7 separate regions of the Mus musculus genome follow, and regions 1, 3, 4, 5, 6 and 7 are each linked to region 2. The links are chromatin loops, found by intact Hi-C in ENCODE. Cell type or tissue: left cerebral cortex. All regions are shown on one strand.

What was found. Peaks named below come from ENCODE experiments on the same cell type or tissue, not always from the same donor. Only the 100,000 strongest peaks of a DNase experiment are listed, where the experiment ranks them.
Region 1: it touches region 2 in a loop (7-fold over the local background); 13 of 42 quality-filtered maps call a loop at or near these places.
Region 3: a loop joins it to region 2, with 2.2 times the contacts of the local background. A loop is called at or near these places in 9 of 42 quality-filtered maps.
Region 4: a loop joins it to region 2, with 3 times the contacts of the local background. A loop is called at or near these places in 2 of 42 quality-filtered maps.
Region 5: it touches region 2 in a loop (2.7-fold over the local background); 3 of 42 quality-filtered maps call a loop at or near these places.
Region 6: a loop joins it to region 2, with 2.2 times the contacts of the local background. A loop is called at or near these places in 6 of 42 quality-filtered maps.
Region 7: it touches region 2 in a loop (4-fold over the local background); 9 of 42 quality-filtered maps call a loop at or near these places.

Annotation. Positions count from the first base shown.
Region 1 is chr11:29,372,009-29,376,008 of GRCm38, forward strand. Ccdc88a (coiled coil domain containing 88A) reads left to right here and starts at 1,650. Exons shown (of 31, transcript NM_001363368.1): 1 at 1,650-2,402; 2 at 2,499-2,599. The coding sequence starts at 2,340. In left cerebral cortex, a CTCF peak has its summit at 1,662 (motif pointing right); DNase peaks (open chromatin) are centred at 1,574, 2,442 and 3,912; H3K4me3 peaks cover 3,040 bases; H3K27ac peaks cover 1,558 bases.
Region 2 is chr11:29,690,433-29,694,432 of GRCm38, forward strand. It overlaps Rtn4 (reticulon 4), which reads left to right and starts at 2,466. Exons shown (of 9, transcript NM_194054.3): 1 at 2,466-3,261. The coding sequence starts at 2,757. In left cerebral cortex, CTCF peaks have their summits at 2,246 (motif pointing left), 3,314 and 3,876; DNase peaks (open chromatin) are centred at 1,827, 2,404, 3,365 and 3,820; H3K4me3 peaks cover 2,000 bases; H3K27ac peaks cover 1,989 bases.
Region 3 is chr11:29,578,286-29,582,285 of GRCm38, forward strand. Clhc1 (clathrin heavy chain linker domain containing 1) reads left to right here. Exons shown (of 12, transcript NM_028504.1): 12 at 1-67. Among named protein-coding and RNA genes, the nearest start is that of Rps27a, 32 kb to the left of the region's middle. In left cerebral cortex, a CTCF peak has its summit at 1,528 (motif pointing right); no DNase peak of the experiment used is centred here.
Region 4 is chr11:29,526,632-29,530,631 of GRCm38, forward strand. It overlaps Mtif2 (mitochondrial translational initiation factor 2), which reads left to right. Exons shown (of 14, transcript NM_133767.3): 1 at 1-212; 2 at 3,298-3,523; 3 at 3,950-4,000. The coding sequence starts at 3,305. Among named protein-coding and RNA genes, the nearest start is that of Mtif2, 2.2 kb to the left of the region's middle. In left cerebral cortex, a CTCF peak has its summit at 2,325 (motif pointing left); no DNase peak of the experiment used is centred here; H3K4me3 peaks cover 1,293 bases; H3K27ac peaks cover 461 bases.
Region 5 is chr11:29,245,082-29,249,081 of GRCm38, forward strand. It overlaps Cfap36 (cilia and flagella associated protein 36), which reads right to left and starts at 2,191. Exons shown (of 10, transcript NM_025740.3): 1 at 1,934-2,191; 2 at 5-69. The coding sequence starts at 2,048. In left cerebral cortex, no CTCF peak of the experiment used is centred here; DNase peaks (open chromatin) are centred at 1,591 and 2,307; H3K4me3 peaks cover 2,362 bases; H3K27ac peaks cover 829 bases.
Region 6 is chr11:30,023,766-30,027,765 of GRCm38, forward strand. It overlaps Eml6 (echinoderm microtubule associated protein like 6), which reads right to left and starts at 2,268. Exons shown (of 42, transcript NM_146016.2): 1 at 2,125-2,268; 2 at 615-1,335. The coding sequence starts at 811. In left cerebral cortex, CTCF peaks have their summits at 408 and 2,434; DNase peaks (open chromatin) are centred at 463, 930, 1,203 and 2,377; H3K4me3 peaks cover 2,971 bases; H3K27ac peaks cover 2,408 bases.
Region 7 is chr11:29,265,815-29,269,814 of GRCm38, forward strand. No RefSeq gene overlaps it. Among named protein-coding and RNA genes, the nearest start is that of Cfap36, 21 kb to the left of the region's middle. In left cerebral cortex, a CTCF peak has its summit at 2,232 (motif pointing right); a DNase peak (open chromatin) is centred at 2,239.

The sequences.
Region 1 (4,000 bases), 320 kb before region 2:
TGCCATCTCATGGGTCTTTATTGTTTTTTCTTGCTTTACATGGGAAGAGAGGGGCTCAGTAATGTGTCTAGGTTCACACAGCTAGTGAGTCTTGCTATCAGAAATCCTGAAGGTTCGTGCCCCACGTTGGACGCAAACAAACTTTTGCTGGGCGTGGTGGTGCACATCTTAAATCCCAGCACTTGGAAGGCAGAGGAAGAGGCAGGCAGATTTCTGAGTTCGAGGCCAGCCTGGTCTACAAGTAAGTTCCAGGACAGCTACACAGAGAAACCTTGTCTTGAAAACAAGCAAACAGACAAACAAACAAACAAAAGAAATCCTGAAGAAATTGTGGTGTTTAATTTAGTATATGATAAAACATGTTTACTGTTACCTTAAATTATGAGAGATGGAGAGATGACTCAGTGGTTATGAGCTCTGGTTGCTGGTGCAGAGGACCAGGGTTTGATTCCTGGCATCCAGTGGCTCATGGCTGCCTCTAACCTCTGTTCCAGGGAACCTAGTGCCCTCTTCTGACCTCCACAGGAACCAGGCACATAAGTGGGGAAGAAACATACATCCAAGGCAAAAATTCATACAATCAATGAAAAATAAAACATACAAAAATAGATATCATTAAACATATGAGTAGTCAAAGAGGATAGGTACTTGTAAGCACTGTGCAAACATAAAATGCATTGTAATATCACAATACCATATTGTGTTTGGAAAAAGATGTTTTCTATTCCATCTTATCCTGGACATGCTATGGGTATGAGGAAGAATAACATTTAATTTGCTGTGGAACTGTCATATTTTGATGGGCCCTCTAGTACATAAGATAAATGATTTTTAACAAATGTTTGTCACACAACTTGGATGATTTCTAAATATTTTCTCTTGTGGCTCTCAATTTGGATTTTTTTTCCCAGTGACCAAGAAGTCAAAAAATAATGCCTGCATCATGGAAACTCCAGTCAGGAAATCCCATGTTGAAAGGCAGCTTTGGTTATTCTCGACTCTTATAAATATTTCATATATATATAATATATAAATTATATAAATATATATTATATCTATAAATATTTCATATATATATGAAAAGACGGGAAAACAAAAACAACCTCCATCCCCCCAAGATGTGCTTTTGCTTCTTGCTGCAGCTTTCCTAGGCCTTTTAGGGGGCGAGAAAGCATGTTTAACAGAGCAAATCAAAGTGTCCGAAAGAGGATGTCTGCACCCCTCGTGTTTAAAAAAAAGATGGGTTTCGTTCCTTTTCCTTCACACATGAAAGAAGGCGCTCCAGGAGGAAAGAAACCATAATTAGACATGAGCGAGCAAGCAGACAGACCCGGTTCCTCAGTCTTGCCCGGTTCCTCAGTCTCGCCCCCTACACCCTGGCATCCGTCCGGGGCGCGGACTCGACGCGGGCCCCCGCCGCAGCTGCATCGTCCGCGCGTCCACGCTCCGCCAGAATCTGGGCGGCGGCGGGCCGGCCGGGGGCGCGCTCACGCGGGAGCGCGCTCTTGCAGCGGTTTTCTTCTCCCACAATCCAGAGGTAGAGGCGCGGGAGGGCGGGGAGTCGGCGGAAGGATACTGGCGCGGAGGGAGTGGCGCGCTCGCCCGCCAGGCCGGCGGCGGGTGTGCTGCGGCACTGCGGTTCCGAGGCCGTTACCCTAGCTCCTCCAGAGGGCGGCGGAGGAGGCTGGAGCGCGGCAGCGGAGCGTCCGGGCGTCGCTGAGGCACACGGAGGCTGGCGGGGCTCCTGCAGCCGGACGGTCAGGGACACGCCTCGGTGCTCCGGACCCCGGCCAAGGCCAGGGCGCTGAAGCGAGCGCGAGGCCGCGGAGGGATGCTGAGCGCCTGGAGAGGGGCGAGCCGCGCCTGAGGCTGTGAGGTTGCGGGCAGACGCTCCCAGCTCTCGGCGCCCGTGCCCACTGGCGGCCGGAACGCCCAGAACCGCTCGCCCAGGTCCAGCCCGGCCCCCTCGGCCCCCACGTTGGGCTTGAGTTCTTGGCGGCCGCTGCGCTGGCCGGCTCCCCCCGGGAGCGGGGCAACCTTGACGGGCTTTTTGTCTCGTGCCCCGGCCGCTCTCCGCGTCCTCCTCCTCCAGATGCCTTTTTTCTGCCCCTCCTCACCGGGTGCAGACTGCCAGCATCGGCTGCGGCTCAGCGCGGGATTCGGGCTCGTTTCCCCGGGGGGGCTAAGGAGGGACAGCTCTTCCCCTTCTTCGATGGGATTTTCCTCTCCTGCCGGAATGAACTTTCATTGATTCCGTCTTCTACATTTACTGACCAATTCCCTGGGCGTATTTGTGGTACTTCCTCCCCCCGCCCCCTCCTGAATATATAATCTGTAAAATGGAGAACGAAATCTTCACTCCCCTTCTGGAGCAGTTCATGACCAGCCCCTTGGTCACTTGGGTAAGGAAGATGTCCTTTATGGTATATTTGGCCGTGTTATTTGTGGCTGCAGAGATGGAGGTGGGCGTTCACGTCGTGATAATCCTTCTGTTCTAGGTTAAAACGTTTGGACCTCTGGCTGCAGGAAATGGGACTAACCTGGATGAGTATGTGGCTTTAGTGGATGGGGTATTCTTGAACCAGGTCATGCTCCAAATGTAAGTGTCTTCTTCTTTCTTGGTAACTTATATTCTTTGAAACATTACATACTTTGAACTTAGATTTCACGACTTAATTTGGTTCTTTGGCCAGAAAAAAAAAAATCAGGTAGTTTAATTGGATCTTGGAAGGAGCGGTATTCTTATGTGCCTGCCCCATTTATCACAACCAAATAGTTATACCTGTTAAAATTGGTAAACTTTATCCGTGACTTTGCCAATTCTGTTTTGTCATTTATTGTCTTGACTGCTGAAATTCAAACTACATTGTGTCATCTTTGGTCATTTGGTAAAATGACGGAGATAGAGAAATCTTGTCTACCACAGGGAAAAGACTTAACTGAAGTTATATATGTGGAAAGATATTTATTAACCTTTTTAGTATAAGAATAAGTGGTTCAAAAATGGAAAGTGGTGAACTAATATGTTTCAGAAGTGAAAAATTCAGTTAACATTACAATTGGTCAGGAAGACTTTGTAGCAAACAATTTAAATATCCAAGTTTGATTAGATGGCTTATTGTGTTATTGATGAATTATTAAATTGTTTAATATTTGAGGAATTGTTTAAAGGTATTTTGAGGTTTATAAATAACTGAAGTCTTGAGAGCTGGGTTAATTAGTTAAATCTTTTGTTTGTAATACTGAGCATCTGTTAAGTAGGAATGGGGTTTTTGAGCTAGAAATTGAATATTGAAAGCATATCAGTACTTAGATCAGAGTAATACAAATGACTCCATTTTATTGTTACGGTATTGTAGTGCAGATTCATTGTGAGTACTAAAGTGGTTATCAGTTGCTGAAGATTTAGACTTCTTTCTCAGTCCAGTATCATTACAAGAATCTTGTACTTTTTGACTTGAAGATACTTCTTTTATATATGTGAGAAATTAATTCAGTATAAATGCTTGTTAGAGTCTGTATACTATTCTGTTAATTTTACATATATCAATTCCGTTTTTTTTTTTTAATGGAAATTATTTTTCTTTTTATACTTTCTATTTTAAGAGGTTTTTGCGGGTTAGGTTTTTGTCACCTTGACACAGGGATCTTTAGGGAGAAGGAAACCCTCAGTTAGAAAATGTCTTTGCCCTTCCCACCTGCAGGCAAGTCTGTGGGGGCATTTTCTTGGTTGCTTCATGTGGTTGCTTCATGCCCAACCCACCGCTGACAGTCCCTACCCTGGGCCGGTGGTCTTCGTTTGTGTAAGAAAGGTAGCTGAGCAAGCCAGAGGGACCTAGCTAGTAAACAGCCTTTCTCTGGGCTCTCAGCTTTAGTCCTGCCAGCTCCTGCTGGGACTTTTTTTTGTTTTTCAGTGATGAACTATTACCTAGAAGTAAGAGGAAATAAACCCTTTCTTCCACAGTTGCTTTTGGTCATGTGTATATCATAGCAAAAGAAA
Region 2 (4,000 bases):
AAGTCCTTTTCAGTAGGTGAAAGAGCTATGGCAGAAAGCTCTTGAAACAGGTTTTATGTTGGAACCCATCTTTCATATTCCAATATATATGCATATATATATATATCCATCTCTGGCCCTTTAACTTTTTCAAAGGGCATACATGATAGAAGGCAAATGTAGCCTGTTCCACATATGAGTTTAGGTAGTGATTAAGTGTTTTGCAATAGTATTAATACCATAGCACTGGAACTGCCTATTCTTCTGAGTAGTGACCCTTCCTTTACCTGAAAATGTATAGACAAACTTTGCACCTGCTTTGTTTGGTGCTGGTATAGAGTACATACCTAATGCATTGTATAAACCAATAAAGCATAAAATGCAAACACAGAATGGATACTAGTTCAAGAAACTTTTGCTATGTAATGAATCACCTAAAAAGGCAGTGGTTTAAAACAACAGTGACACATTATTTTTCATGATTGTATATTGGCTCTAGGATGAAGTCGCATTTTTTGAGAGAATATCACTATGGCTGGGATAGTTAGGTGTCTCTTTCAATGTCTCTTTTCTTCCAGAATGAATAGGACCAGAATGTGTATGAATGCTATGCGGTGTATATGTGGGACACCACGCAGGTGCCTGGCTCCTGAGGAAGTCATAGAGGGCTTCATATTTGCTGGAACTGGAGTTATGGAGAGTTGGAAATCACCATGTAGGTCCTTAGACTCAAACTTGGGCTGTTTATTTACTGCAAGAGCAGTAAGTTCTCTTAACTAGCCATCTTTCTAGCCCCATTACATTTTAAAAGTTTTTTTTAAAAAAAGATGTGTGTGAGTGTGTATGCTGTGATTATGAGCTGCTTGGATGCTGGGAACAGAACTCAGGTCTTGTTAAAGCCATTTCTCCAGCAACCCTCACCAACATCCACCCCACCCAATTCTTTCTTAAAACTTAAACTAAATCTAGGGTGATATTACTTTGTTGGGACTACAAATTTGCTTAAAAACCAACAAAATCCATGGCAATCAAATATCTTAGTTATTAGAACATGCATTTAAAAGTTTCTACAAGCTGCTTCAAAAAGAATACAAGTGAACTTGATAATATAGTGTACTCATCCCACTATATCCAAAATACTATCAATGCCAACATAAAACCAATGTGAAACAGAAATTATAACATTTCTTATAAATTCTGGGAATGTAGTGTGTATTTTATTCACAGAACACACTTCATTTCAGTGCTCAGGAGCTAAAAGCAGCCAGTTGCTTCAGTACTAGACAGTGCACATGTAGACTGAACAATTGGAATGCAGGCAATCCTCTCTCCAGAGTAGGCATGCAGCCAGTATTTTTGAAAAGTGTATAAGAAAGATAAAGGGACTCTGCAAACCTTGAAGCAAAGTTTTCTATGTTCTACCGTTTTCTTTCTTTCTTTCTTTCTTTCTTTCTTTCTTTCTTTCTTTCTTTCTTTCTTTCTTTTGATTTTTTGAAACAGGGTTTCTCTGTGTAGCTTTGGCTGTCCTAGAATTCACTTTGTAGACCAGGCTGGTCTCGAACTCAGAAATCCACCTGCCTCTGCATCCCAAGTGCTGGGATTAAAGGCATGTGCCACCACACCTGGCTACCGTTTTCTTTAAAGTGTAGCTTTGGGGGGGTGGGGGTGGGGGGGACCGCACATCAGGAGACATGCCATTCCAGCATATCAAACCAGTGAGTGTAGGGCTTCCCGACTCCTAGGAAGCCTGAATCATCCGGGATGTTGACTCATCAGCCTGAGGTGAGTGAAAAATAGTGAACCAATTTTGCCTTCCAAGGCATCTATTTCAACGTTCCTTCCCCCTTCTCCCTTTCTGGTGACTCATTCTCCGTGCACTTTTAGAGTCCAGCAGAATGCAAGGCCGAAAGCATTCTAAACAGTGAGCCCAGAGCTCCGGGTAATCTAGCACAGCTGTTTTGCCTACCTCATTCCAGGCCTGCAGTCTAGAAAGGGAGGGAACTTGAAAGTGTCAAATAAATGTTTTGTTTTTCTTTCTCCTTTTGAGGTGGTGGTAGTTATGCGTTGGGACCATGTCTGAAAATAAGTCTTTTATCTAAAAAAATCCGTAAGACCTAATTCAGTCTTGTTAGTACCTTTCTCCACTTTTTTTTTTTTTTTTCCCTTTTCGGGGAGGAAACTTTCCACTCCTAGGTCCCCAGGATAACGCCCTTCCACAGGCTTCTTGGAAAACTCTCCAAATCCTGGGACCGCAGCCCGCCCCCTTTTGGTAGACTAAAATCCCGCTGTAGGCAAGGCCAAGTCCCCGCCCCATTCCCCAACTACACTAGGTGGGGGTGGATCCCAGCTCCAAACCCCGCCCTCCGAACGCCACCAAGGAAGTATGGCAGGCTCCGCCTGCACCCTATTTCTATTGGACAACCCCGTGATCCATCTTCTCTATCCCGCAGCCTATTGGCTCTCTGTCCCCCGCGCCAGCCAGCCCTCCCCTGCCGGGAAGGTGAGTCACGCCAAACTGGGCGGAGAGTCTGCCCTCCTCTCTCAGTTGCTCATCTGGGCGGCGGCGGCTGCTGCAACTGAGGACAGGGCGGGTGGCGCATCTCGAGCGCGGAGGCAGGAGGAGAAGTCTTATTGTTCCTGGAGCTGTCGCCTTTGCGGGTTCCTCGGCTTGGTTCGGCCAGCCCGGCCTCTGCCAGTCCTGCCCAACCCCCACAACCGCCCGCGGCTCTGAGGAGAAGTGGCCCGCGGCGGCAGTAGCTGCAGCATCATCGCCGACCATGGAAGACATAGACCAGTCGTCGCTGGTCTCCTCGTCCGCGGATAGCCCGCCCCGGCCCCCGCCCGCTTTCAAGTACCAGTTCGTGACGGAGCCCGAGGACGAGGAGGACGAGGAAGACGAGGAGGAGGAGGAGGACGACGAGGACCTGGAGGAATTGGAGGTGCTGGAGAGGAAGCCCGCAGCCGGGCTGTCCGCGGCTCCGGTGCCCCCCGCCGCCGCACCGCTGCTGGACTTCAGCAGCGACTCGGTGCCCCCCGCGCCCCGCGGGCCGCTGCCGGCCGCGCCCCCCACCGCCCCTGAGAGGCAGCCGTCCTGGGAACGCAGCCCCGCGGCGTCCGCGCCATCCCTGCCGCCCGCTGCCGCAGTCCTGCCCTCCAAGCTCCCGGAGGACGACGAGCCTCCAGCGCGGCCTCCGGCGCCAGCCGGCGCGAGCCCCCTAGCGGAGCCCGCCGCGCCCCCTTCCACGCCGGCCGCGCCCAAGCGCAGGGGCTCGGGCTCAGTGGGTGAGTGCTGCTGCGCGTTACGCCCCTCCCTCTTTTGTGTCTTGGCCCGGGGGAGGAGGGGACGGGCAGGGCTGCTCGGGACCCTAGGGCTTTGTCTACGAGTGGCAGGGTGATGGCGCCCCCGCTGGCGGGAGGCGGGCAGAAGGGTGGGGCGGCCTCGGAAGCCTGGGTGCCTTCATTGTTTGTCGGGGTTTCGGGGAGCACGTGCACCGCTGCCAAGTCGCTGGTTCCCATTCCAGCACGAAGTTCTCGCCTATCAGCAGCTAGGAGTGTGTTGAAGAACTAGGATGGTGGATTCCTTGGGCTGGGCTGGGCTGGGCTGGGCTGGGCTGGGCTGGGCTGGGCTTGGAGGTGGGAATGGGAAGGCTGTGGTGCCCTAATCCCTTTATTTAAAGGATGGGCGTTTGTCGACCACTCTACAGTTTTTTTATTTTTTAGGGCCTGCCTTCCTTCCTGCCGGGCGTCGGGGGATCCCCTTGCACTAATCCCCTGTTTCTTTCTCCCTTTATTGGTGGGGAACTGGCCGAGCTGCTAACGTCTATACAGTAACCCAACTGCGGTGAAGGGGGAGCGAGCGCCTCCAGTGGCGTGGTTCCAGGAGAAAAGGGAAGGAGAGACTTTTGGTGAAGTTCTGCCACCGCCCAGTTCATTTGTGTTTAATGTGGTGATTCCTACACCAGCCTGAGAAACGAGATCTGGGCATTTTGTTCCGATGGGGCATAGTTATCCAGGGCCTCAG
Region 3 (4,000 bases), 110 kb before region 2:
GGGAAGCTGGTTTTAGCATAATTAATATAAATAAATGTTGAGTATAAAGCTCTCAGCAGTAAATCACACTTCTAATATGATGTTTACATTTGCTCTTGAAACACTGAAACATTGCTTCACTCTATCATGTGGCTACTTCTTTTTGTTTGTTTTTTTGTTTGTTTATTTATTTATTATATGTGAGTACACTGTTGTTGTCTTCAGACGCACCAGAAGAGGGCATTGGATCTCATTACAGATGGTTGTGAACCACCATGTGGTTGCTGGGATTTGAACTCAGGACCTTTGGAAGAACAGTTAGTGCTCTTAACTGCTGAGCCATCTCTCCAGCCCCCATGTGGCTACTTCTTATAGCGAATATTGAGCAAATCCAAGAGTATAACTTTGAATAAAATAGCATAGCATTTCTACCTTAAAACAAGCTGATGTCCAAATAGATACCTTTGTTATCATCTGATCTGATACCTAGAACTGAAAAGGTGTGGGTAATGCTCTGCCAGTATGCTGACTTTCTAAATGTCAAATATTGGAACTTTGCTTCGATAAGAAAAGCAGAATATTATTTAAAGACTGGACATGTTGAAAAAAAAAACTAGACTAGCTTTGTTCTGTTGATTCAAACATGGCTCTATTCTTTGATATCTGTCCATATGCTTGGACTCACACACATGCACTTGCACACACACATTCACACACATACACTTTATATATAACCTTTGCCATTTATATACAGTGAAGGTCAGACTCCTACTGAAGTTTAGAATCTTGGCATGTTTTGTTTTGTTTGTTTGTTTATTTGAAGACAGGCTTTCTCTACGTAGCCCTGGCTGTCCGGGAACTTGAGAGGCTGGGATTAATGGCATTTGCCACCACCACTTGGATCTGGTTTTAAGAAGAACAACAAAACTCAATCCACTTGTCTCTATTTCATATAATTCTAGTGGTTTCTAGATATTGAAAGAGGGGGTCTCGAGAAAGATCCTTTTTCTTTACTGTTTTTGCTTTTTTTTTTTTTTTTTTTTATCAAGGATCATCTAACACCCATAGTGGCTTAATTCAATAATGATATCCTTATTTCCTATTAAAATGGATAAGATAATATAATTTGTGAGTACCTGAGATCTTGAAGTAAAGTTGCAAGTAATTATAATCCTGATAATAAGCATGAAAGGGGAAGCATTTTAGCCAGCATGGAGACCATTCTGTGGGTAGGGCTTACTAGAATTTATTACAGATTTGACTTGACAGATAGCAGCAGAAATGACAGTAAACCCAGCAGTTCAAATTTTGTTTTGTTAAGATAGTTTTACAGTGTAGCTCAGGCTGGCTTCAAGCTCACTCAGTCTTTTTGCCTTAGCCTCCACAGTATTGATTATAGTTGTGAGCTAATGGTTTGGCTTCTTGAATTTTTATAAGGGAAGAAATGAGGTCTTGTCACACATTTTAAATTTTTTATTTTAATATTCTGTGTATGGGTGAAATTTTGCCTCCATGTGATGCAGTTCTCACAGTGACCAGAAGAGGGTTCCAGATCCCCTGGAACTGGAATTGTGGGTTGTTGTAAACTGCCATGCTTCTGCTGAGAATAAGAACCCAGGTTCTCTTAACTGCAGAGCCATCACTGCAGCCCTTAGTAATTAAAAAAAAAATTATTTTATGTTTTACCCAAATATGTCTGTGCACCATTTGCATGCCTAGTGCCTGTGGAGACCAGAGAAGGCATCAAATCCTGTTTGCTGGAACTGGAGTTACAGATGTTTGTGAGCCATAATGTGGGTGCGGGGAATCAAATCCAGGTCCTCTGGAAGAGCAGGCAGTGCTCCTAACTGCTGAGCCGCCTTAGTCATATTTTTAATATGTGCTTCTGCCTGGGAGCTTGGACAGTGTAAAGACTATTACTGAGGACTGGTATTCTTAGGAAGTTGGTCCTTTAAAGAAAAAGGTTACGGTCCCTTCCAGTCCGCACCAGCACCAGGGCACCTTGGGTGAGGAGTCTGTGTACACCCCCAAGGTCCCCACAGGACCCTCCACGGGATCTTAAGACCTCTGGTGAGTGGAATACAACTTCTGCTCCAATCCAATCACACGGGACCTGAGACTGCATTAATTAGGGAATCAGAAAACCCGGCCTGACCAGGGTCACAAGTCCCTTCCGGTCTGTAACAGCAACGAGGCACCTTGGGTGCGGAGTCTGCGGACACCCCCAAGGTCCTCACAGGACTCTCCTTGGGATCTTGGACCTCTGGTGAGTGGATCACAACTTCTGCCAGGAGGCAGGTTCGAACACCAGCTATCTGGGCACCTTCCCTGCAAGAGGAGAGCTTGCCTGCAGGGAGTACTCTGAACACTGAAACTCAGGAGAGAGCTAGTCTCCCAGGTCTGCTGATAGAGGCTAACATAATCACCTAACGAACAAGCTCTAACCAGAGACAACTATAACAACTAACTCCAGAGGTTACCAGATGGCGAAAGGCAAACGTAAGAATCTTACTAACAGAACCCAAGACCACTCACCATTATCAGAACGCAGCACTCCCACCCCACCCAGTCCTGGGCACCCCAACACACCCGAAAAGATAGTCCCGGATTTAAAAGCATATCTCATAATGATGGTAGAGGACATCAAGAAGGACTTTAATAACTCACTTAAAGAAATACAGGAGAACACTGCTAAACAGGAAGAAGACATTAAAGAGGAAGCACAAAAATCCCTTAAAGAATTGCAGGAAAACATGGCCAAACAGGTGATGGAAATGAATAAAACCATCCAAGACCTAAAAAGGGAAGTAGACACAATAAAGAAAACCCAGAGTGAGGCAACGCTGGAGATAGAAACCCAAGGAAAGAAATCTGGAACCATAGATGCGAGCATCAGCAACAGAATACAAGAGATGGAAGAGAGAATCTCAGGTGCAGAAGATTCAATAGAGAACATCTCGGCACAACAATCAAAGAAAATGGAAAATGCAAAAAGATCCTAACTCAAAACATTCAGGAGATCCAGGACACAATGAGAAGACCAAACCTACAGATAATGGGAATAGATGAGAATGAAGATTTTCAACTCAAAGGGCCAGCAAATATCTTCAACAAAATTATGGAAGAAAACTTCCCAAACCTAAAGAAAGAGATGCCCATGAACATACAAGAAGCCTACAGAACTCCAAATAGACTGGACCAGAAAAGAAATTCCTCCCGACACATAATGATCAGAACAACAAATGCACTAAATAAAGATAGAATATTAAAAGCAGTAAGGGAAAAAGGTCAAGTAACATATAAAGGCAAGCCTATCAGAATTACACCAGATTTTTCACCAGAGACTATGAAAGTCAGAAGAGCCTGGACAGATGTTATACAGATACTAAGAGAACACAAATGCCAACCCAGGCTACTATACCCAGCCAAACTTTCAATTACTTTAGATGGAGAAGCAAAAGAATTCCACGACAGAACCAAATTCACACATTATCTTGCCACAAATCCCACCCTTCAAAGGATAATAACAAAAAAAAAAAACAATACAAGGATGGAAACCATGTCCTAGAAAGAGCAAGAAGGTAATCCCTCAACAAACCTAAAAGAAGACAGCCACAGGAACAGAATACCAACTTTAACAACAAAAATAATAGGAAGCAACAATTACTTTTCCTTAATATCTCTTAATATCAATGGACTCAAATCCCCAATAAAAATACATAGACTAACAGACTGGCTATACAAACAGGACCCAACATTCTGCTGCTTACAGGAAACCCATCTCAGGGAAAAAGACAGACACTACCTCAGAGTAAAAGGCTAGAAAACAATTTTCAAAGCAAAAGGTCTGAAGAAACAAGCTGGAGTAGCCATTCTAATATCGAATAAAATCGACTTCCATCCCAAAGTTATCAAAAAAGACAAGGAGGGACACTTCATACTCATCAAAGGTAAAATACTCCAAGAGAAACTCTCAATTCTGATTATCTATGCTCCAAATGCAAGGGCAGCCACATTCATT
Region 4 (4,000 bases), 160 kb before region 2:
TTTCCAAATCCTCTTACTGGTCTATTCAGACATTTCCGTTAATGCAGCTACGCTTTTGCAGCATTCGCACGCCCTCTCCGCTATGGGAATTGTCAGCCTGAGTTCTCGGTTGCCGCTAACCTTATGGAAGTAGTAATGACCCCTTCTTGAGTCCACTGTCCTCTGTAAAGTGAGAGGCGTTGGGATATTTAACAACCAAGATTTCTTCCCAGGTTTGAGATTTGGGTTATTATTCTGATGTGTCTGATTTCTCGATTATATATCTCTGTGTTGGTTTGTCTCATAGAGTCTCGTTTCATTGTTCTGTGCCCTTGTCAAATCTGCTTCACAGCTCATTTAAAAATGATTTAAGTAAGATGGGCATAGTAGTGCACATCTTTAATCCCAGCGCTTGGGAGGCAGAGGCAGGTGGATCTATAAGTTCGAGTCCCTCTTGGTCTACATAGTGAGTTCCAGGACAGCCAAGGCTACATAGTGAGACCCTGTCTTAAAAAAAAAAAAAAAAAAAAAAAAAAAGGTTTAAGGAATCCTATGCTTTCTGAGCACTTCCTTTTACTCCCTTGCATGATTAAAGCAATGCATTCTCTCTTTCTTCTCTGTCTCCCTGCCCCTTCACTCCATCTCCTTCCTCCTCCTCCTCTTTCTTCTCTTATCTTTTGCATTTTCTTTTGAAAGGTGGTTTCCCTGATATACCTAGCCTGGCCTTGAGCTCCCTATGTAGCTAAGACTGAAGACTGGCTTTGAACTTGGCATCCTCCAGCCTTTGCCTAGAGTTGCCTGTGCCAGCAGGCCTGGCTTGAATTTCTAAATCTTAGTTCATTTACTTGGAATGAAGTCAGAATTTCTTTTGATCCTTTCCTTCTTGAATGAGTCTTTTAAGGTAAAATACTAACTATTAAACACCCACAAAGCCTCAGAATTATCTATAAATGAGGGAGATGGTGGCTTGTGAATGTTTGTAACATTCATGTTGTGAATCTTCAGAGAAAGTAAGTCATCAGTGAGAAACAATACATTTATCATCTCATTTTTTTCTTTGTAACCTTGTTATAGAAAGGCTACAAAGAAACACTTCTTTCTTTTTTCAGAACTCAGGAAAATGAGACTCATAGGACAAGAGTGACTGGTCTGTAAGAGGTGTCAAGTCAAGGCCTTTTGTTACTGCATCAGGTCCTTTCTCTACTACTTTACTGTGTCACTTTCAGCTCTAGATTTTTTTCCTTTTATTGGTATTTTTTTCTGTGTCTGTATGGTGTGTGTTATGTGTATATATGGGCAAATCATGTACAAGGCATGGGCTACAGGGAGAGGTTTGAGAACAGTTTTGGGGAGTTGAACCTTTCCTTCCATCTTCTCATGGATTCTGGAGATTGAACCCAGGTTGTCAAGCTTAAAAACACTTTTTCCTGCTGAGCCTTCTCCTAGACTGTGTGGTGTATTTTCATTTTTTTATTTGTTTGTTTGTTTGTTTTTGAAACAAGGTCCATGAAGCTTAGGTTGGCCCCAAACTTACTATGTAACCAAAGTTGGCCTTGTACTTCTGACCTTCATTCCTCCACTTCCCAGATGGTAGGATTACAGTCACCTATACCATACTTGGCTGTCGTTTATTTCCTTTAAAAACAAATCAGCTAGGTGGTAGTGGCACACTTATAATGCCAGCATTCAGAAGGCAGAAGCAGGCAAATCTCTGAGTTTGAGGCCTGCTTGGTTCTAGAACTGATAGAACTACACAGAGAAACCCTGTCTGAAAGAAAGAAAGAAAGAAAGAAAGAAAGAAAGAAAGAAACCAAAAACACTGCTGGGAAGGCCTGGTGACATGGGTCTCATGGCAGAACCTAGGAGGTGGAAGCAAAGGCATCATGAGCTCCGGGCCAGTGTAGCAACACAGTGAAGTCATGTCTCACCGCAAGCTGTTGAGCCTATTCCTCTGTCAGTACCATAAATACATGTGAGGAGGATGCATTGGCATGTCCCATTGAAGCTTTAGCTTTATTGCTAATGCTGTGACCCTCTAATACAATTCCTTATGTTGTGATGGTGCCTAACCATAAAGTTATTTTGTTGCTATTTCATAAGTATAATTTTGCTACTGTTATGAGTTGTAAAACATAAATATTTGATATTCAGGATATTTGCTATGCAACCCCCAAAAGGGTTGTGACCCACAGGTTGACATCAGCTGCCCTATATGATTAAGGTAGGACTGGAGAGATGGCTTAGCGGTTAAGAGCACTGACTGCTCTTCCAGAGATCCTGAGTTCAATTTCTAGCAACCACATGGTGACTCACAACCATCTGTAGTGGGATCCGATGCCCTCTTCTGGTGTGTCTGAAGACAGCAAGAGTACTCATGTAAAATAAACAAGTAAATAAATTTTAAAAAATGATTAAGGTAAATTCAGTGCAATACTCCATAATTTTCATTCTTTTTAACATTCAAGAATAATGCTTAGTGTTATAAAACAACAATGTATCCTCTAATGAAATTTTTTAAAACACAATGTAGGGGGATAAAGAGTACTGGCTGCTCTTCCAGGAGACCCACACGGTGGCTAGCAGCTGTCTGTAACTCCAGTCGAGGGTCTGATACTTCTTTTGGCTTTTAGGAGCATTCCACCCACATGATACACAGACATGTACAAGCAAACACCCATAAACACAAAATAAAAATCAATCTTAAAAAGCAGTGCAACTTCACTCATATAAACAAATATTAAGTATAGAGGAAAGGCTGAAAATGAACATTAAAATAAGAGTGTGTGTGTTTGTGTGTGTGTGTGTTTATGTTCATGCGTACTAGGAATCAAACCCAGATTTGTGTGCCTGCTAGACAAGTATTCTGATTCACAAGCCCCTGAAAAATAATAATAAAAAATAGCCATTTATTGTTTTTAGATAGTGTCTTATGTTGCCAAAGTAGGCCACAAACTGTTTAAATGACCTTGAACTTCTGATGCTCCTGCTGCCATGTGTATGCTAGGATTACATGTGTGCCATATTCAGGCAGTATTGTGCATGCAAGGCAAATGCTCTGGCAAGTGGGTTAAGTTCTTGCCCCACTTGTTTCTTGTGGCCTATCAGCCTTTTTATAGTAACAACAAGAGCATAGTAATAGCTATTGTCAGAATAGCACTTGGTATAACATCTCGTCTCTGACTAGACCATGAGTTCTTTCAGGACAAAAACCCAGCTTTATTTGTGTGATCTATCTGCATGTAGTAAATATTCAATTGATATTCATTAATTTGATGTAAATATTAACCAGAAATTTATTTTTAAATTGTTTTTTTCTAGGAGAAATATGAACCAGAAGCTACTGAAGTTGGAAAACTTGCTACGATTTCATACTATTTGTAGGCAGGTGCACAGCCCAAGTCAAAGAAGACTCTTAGCATGGTGTAGACATGGGTTTGCACCGGCTTCCTCAGTGTGGAGAGATCTGCTGGGTGCCCGGTCCTGGCAGACAGACATGCTCATTGGTTCAGCTTTGCATCAGCACAGACTTCTTGTAACAAAGAAGGTTGTTGCAGATTTATAGCTCCTACATTCCTTAATCTGAAGTCCAAGTTTATAGAACTATGTAGAGAAAACTTCTTTGAGTATTTTGTCCTTTACAGAATACTGTGTAAGCCTGTGATCTACACATATCTGTGTGAGAACAGGAAGTTTTGTGGTTATTGTTTTCTAGTTGAAAAACTTACAAGAGAGTTTGCTGATAGGAATAGCTATAATCGTGGTACATATTACAAAATGACCTAATTTGTTTCCTAAATTGTTCTTACTTCAACCAGGAGTTGAGACTCACACCTTTAGTCCCAGCGCTGGGGAGGTAGAAGCAGGCAAATTTCTGAGTTCAAGGCCAGGCCAGCCAGGGCTACGTGGAGAAACCCTGCTCGGGGCATATTTTTCCCTTCTTTCTCACTTATATGTTCTGTCCTTTTAATAGGAAAAAAGACCACCAAGATCTCAGTTGTCTCCAGTAAAAACTAAAAAAGAG
Region 5 (4,000 bases), 450 kb before region 2:
TCACCAGCTCTTTGTATTCTTGATGGATTTCTGTGTAGGTTAATTTGCTTTCTTCTTCATCATCAAAAACTAGATTTATAATAATAAAACAGTGTAAAAGAACAAATCATTTAATTAAGTACAAATATAGAAATCTTATAAATGTCCTTGCAGGCACCTGTTCTCTCTCCCCTTCCACCATGTGGGTTGTGGGTTGACTCAACTCATCAAGTTTACCAACACTCTTGCCCCTAAGCCATCTTCTCAGTGCCTTTATTTTTAACATTTATGTACCTGCACTTGACACTTTATATTTTACTCTTTACTTGTGCACCTTCTATGGTAGACTGTAAACTTTTTAAGGATAGCATATCTATCCCCAGTGTCTGCTCTAAGATAACTCAGTGAATACTGAAAGGTTAATATCACAGAGCTGTCCAAACTAATCGTTAAGCATTCTGAGGCAGAGAACAGCACATTGGCAGCCCCACATCAGTGAGGTATAAAGTTATTCCAAGTGTTCTGACTTCAATTCTTTTTACATTGCATTTGGTCTCTGTGACACTTCTCATGCATTCAATACAAATACTAATTCTTTTCAGTTCTAAAACTACATCATTGTGGTGTGTTTGTAAGCCCTAGCTTTGCTTCTCTGTAAAAATGCACAATCAGCTGTTACTACCGAGATGTAGCCACTCTTGACACCTGTGGATGGATAGAAGGCATACCATACCCCACACAATTTCTATTAAGGATTTAGTCTCAAAAATACATGAAAATCAGTGGGAGACATAATCCCTCTTGCAGGAGGCCAGGCTATCCCCATGATTCATCAACCTTTTAACAGCACTCTAAATTCTACAGGAACACAAGTCAATTGCTTTGCTTTCTGATCCTTCATAAAAGCTGCCTACCAAAACACTTAACTCGTGTTTGAACTTTAACAGTTAGAATAAAATAAAAGGTTCAGTGATCAAACAACATTCTTTCTTTACTAGATTCATAGAATTTTGGGTTTGAGAGAAGTCTTGCAAGACAATTCAGGATAAGAACCCTCTGTTAGCTGAATCTCAAACAAGCTGCATTGCAGTACAGTCACTGTCGAGTGTATGCAGATACTTCAAATGCCTGGGAACCCATTAACTTTTCAAGCAGGCCACCTCATCCTAGAAAAGTGTATAAAAGATTCCCTTCACTGAAATGTGTTCTCTGCAGCTGTGAGTCAGTATTCACTCACCCCAGCTCTATTGCACCGATCTTTACAAAAAGTCTGTCCCCCTAACCTAAGACACAAGTTCAGACGATATATATTGCTACCCTCCAAGTATTGCCTAGGCAAAAAAAAAAAAAAAAAAAAAACCAAGATAAAGGTTGGATAGGACATCGTTTGTGATTGCTTCTCTATGAACAGAGTCCAATTCGTCTTATGAACTCGGATATGAGCGTGATATGAACCGATCAGAAAGCACTGATGCTGGTCCTTCAAAAGAATGCCACATTTGTATATCTCGTTTGTTAGAAAGCTCTTCCTCCCCATCGCCTGCTTTGGTCCTGCCGGAGTAATCGAATGCCCCCCTTTGCAGATAAAATGGCCAGAGTGAATTTGTCATTTCATAGGCTGAGTCCACAGGGCGACATCTCAGGGGTCAGAAGGAACTCGAAGAAAAACGACGTTTTCCCCAAATAACTGAGGAAGATGCTGGTTACCCAAACAGTCCACTTGCGCGGGGTAGAAAGATACGGGGTGAAGTGACAGGCCGAACATGGGATTAAAGTCTAATGTCTTCAGGACAGGCGCTCGGGCAGAGTGGGTGAAAAGTCTTGGTGAGCAATTTCACGTCTGCAAACAAACGAGCCACTCGGGAAGGGATGTACGTAATTCCTTCTACAAAACTGTCCTAGGCCCGGCAGGCAGAGACAGTAATATTTGGCTTGTTCACAGTCTGGTTCTTACCTTCGCATTTCTGCTCCACAAAGTCCAAGATGGGGATAGACCAATCCGGGCCCCGCAGGAACCCAGCGATGCTCTCCACCACCCATTCCACTTCGTCCTCTTCTTCCGCAGCCATCCCGCTCGCACCCGGCGACGCGGACGCCTAGGCCGGATTCCCCCAGCCCTGTCTGGCCTTTCGGCCGCAGGAAGCGACGGAGAATGCGGGCAGCAAGGTCCCCGCAATCGCCGGGCCCCCAGGTTAGACACCACAAACCAGTTAACGTAAAATGGTCGCTATGACAACGTACGCAGCAGCCCGGAAGTGAGGCCTGAGTCCTGAGCTCCTGGAGGGGGGGGGCTGGATTAGGAACGTTTCCTATTGGCTAGAAGAGAACGGGGCAAACGATAGCCCTCCACTCATTGGCCCGTAGTTGCTAGGCTGAGAGCAGACGCGCGGGCATTGGCTACTGCGCTTAGAGACGGCGTTCGCGCTCCCGTGTGCGCGCGGCCCGTCTCAAAATGGCGTGCTGAAGGCGTGGCTTCCCTGAGGACCTCCTCCCACCTCATCCCTAGCGGTCTTCAGACCCCCTGGCCCTTGAAAACAAAATTGAGAGAAATATGCTCTGTGAGGTTTACTGATTGATTCTGCAAGCCGTTTGCTTGCTGTCTAAGGATGGGTCTAAGCTTAGTTAACAACAACTAAAATTAGGACAAGTATAAAATCAGTTAATCTCCATTTAATTAGGCTTTCATAGACAGTATTTAGAAAGTATCAAGGTTGCTCTCTTCCTACTTAAGAGCCAGAGGACTCCCAAGAATCTTATAACTAGATGTGGTGGCCTACACCTTTAATCCCAATACTCCTGATAGCCACAGGCAGACAGACCTGAGAGTCCCAGGCCCACCAAGGCTATATAATGAGAGTGGTGAGGAGCTGGAGGAGCAGACTCTACAACTTCAGTTTCATGAAAGTGGAAGTGGAGGACTCAGTGAGAACCAGAGGTGACTGTGTGTTGGGCCGACAGCACAGTACCAGGTCTGGTTGAGGGCAGGAGCTACATACAGCAAATGTTCATGGAAAGCTCAGGAGGAACTAAAGGGGTATTAGAGGCAGAGGACCCTGAAGATCTCAACGTTTCAGTGGTTCTCAACCTTCCTAATGCTGCAGCCTTTTAATACAGTTTCTCGTATTGTGGTGACACCCAACCATAGAATTATTGCATTGCTACTCCATATTGTAACTTTACAACTGTTGTAAATCTGGTGTGCAGGATTTCTGATCCGTGGCCCACAGGTTGAGAACTATTTCAATATATACTAAAGCTGTTGATAGAGGACCCAGCTCTCAAGTCAGCAATTAGTATGTTAGCTAGTTAATCTTGTCTTCTGTCCAAGAATTTCCTTATGGACGAAAAGGTCATTTCTGTGGGGATTTGTCTTGTCACCTGTCTCATCATTGAAGTCTCTGAGGACCACAAAAGCTGCTGAGCCACAAAAGTCATCAAAGGGGCTCCAGGCCCCTCCTTGCTGCCCAGCCTATGGCTCCTCAGGAGCTGTCCAAAATGGCGGTATCACAACATCTCAGCCTACAGCCATCATAAGAGCCGTAAGAGTGGTCCACAGTGGCACACTGCTTTTCTCACCTCATCGGGAGCTGCCCCTCAGGAGCTGTTCATAATGGCCACACTTTTCATGCCTCAGCCTACAGCTTTCATGAAGCACCACTGCAGAAGCTGTCCACCGTGGCAGCACCTCCTCTCTAGCCCCCCCCACACACACACACACACACACCACACACACCACACACACACACACACACACACACACACACACACACACACAAACAGCCCCACAGAGATGGAGCCTCAGGTAAAGCCAGCTACATCCAGGAAGGACTTCTCACCCTAACCCATGGGCCCGATGAAAGGAAAATGGGGTGAAAAAAAGAGCCACCAATTCCTGAGCCACCCCATATTCAAGACTTGAAATTCCACCAATTCTCACACTGGAAATCTCTGCCATGAGAAGTTCTGCCCTTCAGAAATCCTATATAAGCACTGCCCCCTTTGTCCAGGGCTCCTGGGTGTA
Region 6 (4,000 bases), 330 kb after region 2:
CTTTTAAAACCCTTAAAATGTTGTGGAAATCATCCTTGTAGTATGTAAATATGCTTTCGGGGCTAAAACACTGCTGAAATATCAAAAAATACTTCCCACCCACTACAAAAAAATGCCTTAGGTCCAACGCATATGGGATGAAGATTCAAAACTGCCTGTATCAAAATTTCTTTTCTCTCTCTCTCTCTCTCTCTCTCTCTCTTTCTTTCTTTCTTTCTTTCTTTCTTTCTTTCAAATCCACTTGCTTGTTGAAGAACCTACTGAGGAGCCCTCCAAAAATGCCACCCACAGTTCATCTATTGCTCCTACTATTTACCTTGCTAGAGAAGAGTGGGGAGTGTTTGGTAGTTACCCAGTCCTTCCACTTGTAGCAGGAAAGAACAAAAAATGCAGCACAACACTTAACTCAGAAGAGATTTAAAAGCCTTTGAAAGGACAGACCTCTCCCTCCCACCTACACCTCGCTCCCTATTCCCGCTCTGGCCCTAGCATCTGCAGCCCTTCTCTAAGCGGCTCCCAGGAAAATCCTTTATTCCCTAAGGTTCTTGGACATGACCCCGGTTATTCCCACCCTTCCATATCCAATCCCTTCCCACCACCCCAGAGGTCCTTACCTGATAATGTCGTCGTTGTGTCCCAGGAAGAATTTTTGGCTGTGCTCTCGGGTGTTGTACACCACCCCTACCCCAGCTACAAAGTAGACCACCTCCTTGCCGGCGGTGTAGTACAGGTTGTTGCGGCACTGGTGACCCCGGTACCCGTACACCCACTCCAGCCGGAGCTGGCATCTGGGAGCTGTCCGATCCGCCATGATAAGCCGACACCGCGCGACCCCCGGGTGCCCCGAGCGCCGACTCTGTCCTCTTCAAGGCTCGAGCTGCGACGGACCTGCAAGGGCTCAGGGTACAGCACCGGGCGCCAATTTCCGCGGCGACGCACAGACACAGCCCAGCACGCTGGCCGCCACCATCATCTGCTGCTGCGGGAGAGGAGCCGCCGACGCCGGTGCACAGCAGCAAGACCCCGCTGGGCTCCCCGACTCCTTCTCCCGGGGTCAAGCGGGCCTCGAGGGTACCAGTACCCGCACACACGCCTCACTGCACCTGCGGGCTTTGGGCGGCGGGAGAGGTTCTCCCCGGGGTCACCCGGCCTTTAAAATCAGAGATCTGCATATCCAGACACGGATTACCAGTTCTCCAAGTTTGAGGAGCGCGGGGGGCTTCGCAGCAGGCGGTGGGATTTATTCTGTGACAGGTCTGATCTGACAGGCAGACGGTTACTCCGGTTTACTGCTTTGCCATCACCGTCCTTGGATCCGAAACTGACAGTCTATATCTAGGATGCGAGAACGAGGAAGAGAAAGAATTTTTGCATGTCACCCAGCACAAGAAAATAATTACCAAACTAAAACCAAGTTGTGGGATTTTTGTTTGTTTATTTTTGGTTTTTTTTTTTTTTGATTGTCCACATTTCTCCTTCCATATCCACCTTAATTATAGGAAATACTCCCTAAACACTTCTGGCCGGTAGTTGCTGCTCCAATTTGCAGTAACACTTGCTGTTTCCTCTATAAAGCCAGGGTGAATATGCAATGGTCATTCTTTTAGATGTTCCAATTAGCTGTCATATATGTGTTTAAAATCCAAACCCTCTATGCGCCTTCTCTTCACAGAGAAAATCATAAAAACAAATAAATACTTAACAGCTCTCCCCTAATTAAAGACTCCAATTGCAAGTGTCATAATTTTTTTTTCTCTGAATCGGAGGAAATCCGGCTACCTACAAATGCTCCCGATCGAAAAATAATAATAAAAATAATAAAATAACAGCAACAATAATAAAGTGTCAAAAAAAATCATGCTCCTCTCCCCACGGAGATTTGAGCTAGCTATGAGACCCAAGGGCTCTAGGATCTTGCCTTTAGGTTGGCAGGAGGGGGGGCGGGGTCTCCCGTGGAGCCCGGGTGTCAGCGACACCCCATGCTCAACCTGGCGCCCACTTTTGCAGATCTGAGGGTTGGTAGCCCCAGGTACACCTGGCTCAGGCTCTACGGTCCTAGCGAGTTCCTGCACTCCCACCCGGACCAGCCTCGCACGTAGCATCCCTGCTTTCTCCGCCTCTAACCTCTGCTGCCGGCCTTGCGTCCAGGATCTCGCACCAGCCAGCGAAATCCTCTGCCTGCCCTCCCTCCCTCCCCGCGCTCCCGGGTTAGGTTTCGTCACCGGGGATCTGGGGACCAGCTCTTCCTCCTTCCCTGGCTCCAGGGGCGGGGCCAGCGCAGGGAAGAGTTACGCGGCGAAATTGCGCCGGTTCGGAAACGCAGACGCCTCCTAGGGCCGAAACCTCACCTCCCTTTGCCCGCCTGTTCCCTATGCATCTTGGAAATCGTAGTCCTCTGTAAACCAGCTGCTGAGGCGAGCGCCTCTAGTGTACTACAAGTCCCAGGATTCCATGCATCCGCAGGGCCTTAGTACCGGTGCCAGGGAAGTCTGCGTTTCTCCTATCGGACCCAGCAACTCACCCAGAATGGCGTTGGTGTTCCATGGTGACCCAGGCCAGCGGCATGCGCGTCTGTGCTGAAAGCAGAAAAGATGACGTGGAAAAAAATTCAGGGGCTTTCCTCAGGACTTTCACTTGCGCCAGTCCCAGAGGATTGCTGTAGCCCATCTCTTTCCTTGTTGCAGCACTTGACTAACGCTGTTTCCTACTTCAGTTTCCCCTATTATTCCAAAGGATTCTGATTTATCCAAGTGCAGTGTTACAAAGTTTAAGAAAAATACAGTGGCGTGTGGTCACTCTGTCATGTGTAGGGAAATAAGCGCCTTCCTGTGACCTGCCTTGTGCCCATGCAATAAATTTGGCCGTAAAAAACAGAAGCCAGTGGCTATTCTAAAACTACCTGGAATAAACTAATTTATTCGTTCTGATTTTCAGATTATGGCCGCAGCCAACTTTTGAGAACAGATTTTATAATCCACTTGACTAAGAAGCTACGAAAGGTTGATACTTTTGACTCTTCTGTGTTCAAGATGTTTCTTTATCTACGTGGAGTTTTAATAGGATGCTGTCCTGGTAGGAAAGGCAATGCTATAGATAAGCACCTAAGTGTAGTGAGCTGTTGCCTACAATGTTGAAGAGAAATTGAATACACTTCATATTTTCTGAGAAAACAGAGTCAACAAATTCGAGGAGGTCTCTCTCTCGCTCTCTCTTTAAGACAGTAAGGACACTACTAAACATTAAAACATGGCTTAGAGGGGCTTGAAATGTCTTGGTCTGCTTTCTATTCCTTTAATCATTTATGCAGAATTTTGTTTGTTTGTTTGTTTGGTTGGTTGGTTGTTTGGTTGATGATTCTAGAGGCAAGGAAAACCAAGAACATTGCGCTCATCATCTGATGATGGGCTTAACTACATCCTATGCTGGTAGAGGGCATCACATAGCATGATAGAACGAGAATGCTAACTCCTGTGTCTTTTTAAAGCCATTAGTGTCATGGTCGACCCAACCTCATTGACTTATTGATTTATCTAATGCTGACTAACTCACAGAAGCCTTATCTCCAAATACCATTAACATGTAAATCAGAAAATTGAATTTTAAATATATGGACTTTGTGGAATATGGTCAAACCATAGCAGAAACAAAGTTGAGAGCAAAAATCGAGATGGTGAATTTCGTAGAGAAATAAATTATATATAAGAAGACAAAAACATCTTCCAGAAATAATAAGGAAAAGCTTCATGGAAGAAATATGAAATATAGGCACAATTGAGATAAATTGAAAAAGATAAAAGAGCACTCTGCCTTTTTTTATTAAATAAAAGGGTGTACAAAAATACAGACAGATTTATTTAAAGAGTAAATTTTAAATGGAACTGAACAGAGATGTTTGTACTACTTAAAATAATGAAGAATCTTTAATTCACTTGAAGAGAAAAATAACAATAAACGTAATAGTAATTGGCTGGGTATATTGATGCATACTTTTAATCCCAAC
Region 7 (4,000 bases), 420 kb before region 2:
GAAAAAATAAACGAGGAAAATACCTAATAAAAAATAAAAAATAAATAAATGGATATTACCTATAAAGTACAGGATAACATGCTACAATCCACAGACCTAAAGAAGCTAAATATCAGGGAGGGTCCAAGGGAGGATGGTTGAATTCCACTCAAAAGGAGATATAAAATAGATATTAGAGGTGTGTGGAAGTAAGGAGCTGGGTGGAATCGGGGAAGTGGAACCGGGATGGAAATCAGGTGTGGAGAGAGCAGGGGTGGGGTATAGGAGTTGGAGAGGGCTAAAAGAGAAAACAGAAACAGATAGGAAGCATTTCTGGAACAAGCTTGAGACCTGTTCCCAGTAGTCTATGTGGGTGACCCTAGCTGAGACTCCTAGCTGCTGGGGATACGGAAATTTTAAGTTCTTGAAGCTCACCTCCAGTAACGTACTTCCCTCAGCAAGGCCATACCTTCTAAACCTCCACAAACAACAACACCAACTGAGTATCCAAATGCTTGAGACTATGGGGCACCATCACAGAAATATAATACTAAAAATACTGCAAATGAGAAGAAATTCTGTCTGCTATGACAAAAATAGTCATGTTAGGCTAAGTGGGTAAAGATGAGGTCATAACTCTAGGTAAATGGCCTTTGATCAGGAATAGTCTAAGAAGTCTTTATCGCAGAGTTGAGTAATGGCCCTAGCTAGCATTCTCCTTTTTACTCAACCAAAGACCCATTCATGGAGTACTGCAACCCACACTTAGTGTGGAATCTCATTCCTCAATTACCTTGTATACAAACTCCTCCAGAGGCATGCACAGAGGTTGTCTCCTAGATGATCCTATCTCCTCTCAACTTGACAATACAAACAATTTCAGGAACTATAGAGTGAATTGAGACACAGCCTCATTCCTGACCTTCAGAACTTGGACTAGTCTGTAGGGTCCATCTCATTTCTTTACTGCCAAAATAGTTTTGCTGCACAGATTGTTCATAGCCATGAATTTCTCAATGATAGGCTATTAGCTTTTATGTCTTTCAGGACCATTGAAGAGTGTCTTTAAGGACAATTGTAACCATTAGTGGAATTCCTAGCAAGATATGTATTCCAGGTTTGGCAGAGTGGGGGGCATGTTAGGTAATTTAAGTGCCTATGAGAGAGAGAGAGAGAGTGCATTTGAGTCTCTAAGACAGCTACAGGCCTTTATAGGACAGAAAATTTTGTATCAGAAATACCATAAAAGCCTGTGGAGTTAGCTGGTCCAGTGGCATATACACTTTAAGCCCAGCACTCTGATGGCAGAGGAAGATGAATCTCTGAGTTTGAGGTCAGCCTGGTCTACAGAGCAAGTTTCAGTACAGCTAGGCTACACAGAGAAACTTTGTCTTGGAAAACAAAAACAAAAAACCTCCAGAGTCTAAAAAAAGCCTCAGCAAGTCTGATGTTTAAACATCATGCCCCGCCTAGGAAGGGAAGGCAACACCCATTTAGGTAGGGTAAAAAAAGAATGACTAAAAATATTCATCTAGTATACATATTAAGGAGGCTGTGGGCTAACGTGATGGCTCTGTGGTTAAGAGTGCTTGCTGCTTCTTCCAGAGGTCCTAAGCTCAACTGTCAGCACACAACCCTCAATAAGTCCAGTTCCAGGGGACCCAGTGCACTCTTCTGACCTCTTCTGACACTAGGCATGTATACATTGGCAAAACTGTCACACAAATAAAATATTTTTTTTTAAAACTTCAAAATAAAAAAGGAGGGTGTAAATTGAACTTATTGGGACTTGCTATTGATAGCAATGAGAAGGACCAGGGTTCAGAAGTTCTAACAAGAAGTGGTCAGGGCAGAAAAATCACTCCCATATTGATATGAAATATAATTGTGATCCCTGCTATTCTGAGAGTCGGTAGGTGCTCATTCATAGAGATGGAAAATGCAAGAGACTGTATAGCACCCGGGACCCATCAATTCTCAAAGCAGAGGGGCCTCTTTCCCTCTGGAGCATTTCACAGTCCAGGAACAAAGTTGGGAGCACTTGTTCTTTTTTTTTCAAAAAAGAAGTGAGCATGAGGTCCTTGGATGGAAATTGGGAGAGGGGATATTCTCTTCCAGTATGTTCCCACTTTAACGGACTGGATATGGTTCTTGGATGGGGGCATCGAACCCAGTGGATTTGGGAATATCTTGGCTACTTTAAGATACCTTTGATTCAAAGCTAGCATGGCTCTGGTTCAGTGAACTAGACAGCCACTAGATGGAGCGCTAGGTTTTCCTGAGATGGCATGGAATTAGGCAAGGATCCTGACCTTTTTCTCTTTCTGAACTGTCCTGGTCTTTTCTCTTTTCCTTCTCTCCAATTTACCCATTCTGACTCTTGAGGTTTCATCCCTGTTTTAAGTACCTTGAGGCCATGTCTAATAAAGTAGTGAAAGTACCCTGGGGTTAGAAGGAGCACTTCATTTAATCTTTGAAGTTTTTGCTTACTAGCTGGAGAGGCTTGTCTTTAAACATGTACAGCTAGGATTTTCCAAACTCTCACAGTCTAGAATATATGTGATCTTGGTTTGAGCCAGCCTAGAGAGTACTGTTTCCAGAAGCTCACTGTGTCTTTCCCATCACTTTAGCCCTTTCCATCTGATAGTTTTGGTAAGTCATTTTTCCCGTCATTACTTTTATCAGTGTAATGAACAGGAGTCTGAGTGAGGCATGGGACAGAGCCTGGCCAGGCCATATTAAGTGTAGCCTCATCAGCTCAGGCTAAAGACAGATACACAACATGGAGGAGGTAATAAGGACGGCACTCTTAACAGTGCCAGATTAGGTAAAATGCCAGAATGAGTTCTTATGAATCTTTAATGAAAGTGGAAAGATGCTGGCTAAGTGACCCTTGTGTGGATTATATTATGGGCAAGTTAGACATGGAGAAGAAGATGTGTACTCAGATGATGTCCCTGTCTTAGTTAGGGCTTTACTCTGTGAATAGACACCATGACCAAGGCAACTCGGTTTGTTTGTTTGTTTTTAAGATTTATTTATTTCTTATATGTAAGTACACTGTAGCTGTCTTCAGACACTCCAGAAGAGGGCATCAGATTTAATTATGGATGGTTGTGAGCCACCATGTGGTTGCTGGGATTTGAACTCAGGACCTTCGGAAGAGCAGTTGGCACTCTTAACTGCTGAGCCATCTCGCCAGTCCCCCAAGGCAACTCTTATAAGGACAACGTTTAATGGGGGCTGGCTTACAGATTCAGAGATTTGGTCCAGTATCATCAAGGCAGGAGCATGGCATTGTCCAGGCATGCATGGTGAAGGAGAGTGCATATCTGTGTGCTGAGGGAATGTTGGGAGGGAAGAGGAAGAGAGAACAAAAATGAAGCAGGGAGAGGCACAGGTATTGGGTGCAGGAAGCTAGACCAGAGGCTAAGCAGAGATGGACCATGTCAGGAACATCAATAATAGGGCATCTCGTGGTGTGTAAAGAGAGTCTAGTGGGGCACCTAGAGAGTCTTTCACACCTAGGGGTGAGAAGTCCTGTGAAAGGCCATGAAGCTTTGATATGAGGAATTTGAGTCCTTTCCTAAATTATGACAAAGAAGTCTAATTGTAGGGTAAAATTATAGCTTGTGACATGAACTAACAGGCTATCTTGATCTGGAGTGGGTTTAAGAACAAAATCTATTACAAACAAAAAAAAATGTGTCTTTTCTTTTTGAGAATCTGAACATCAGATTTAAAGCCATAGGAGTACATTCCAGGAGTCAGAGGAGATAGAGAGCACAAAACCATCAAGCGAATCCTGCCTAAGATTCATTGTTCCACCTCTGTTATTGATCTTCCCTGCCTTACATGTACTTTAGTCTGGAAGCCTTCCTGGCTAGCCAAACCCACCTAGTTGGTCAAGCCAGACTAACCTGGAGGGGAAACCTTTCAAATAAAAACTGATGTAGGGTGGGGGATAAGACCCCTTTGTTCTGGGGAAAGCAAAACCTGGCCATGTTCAGATCTATGGGAT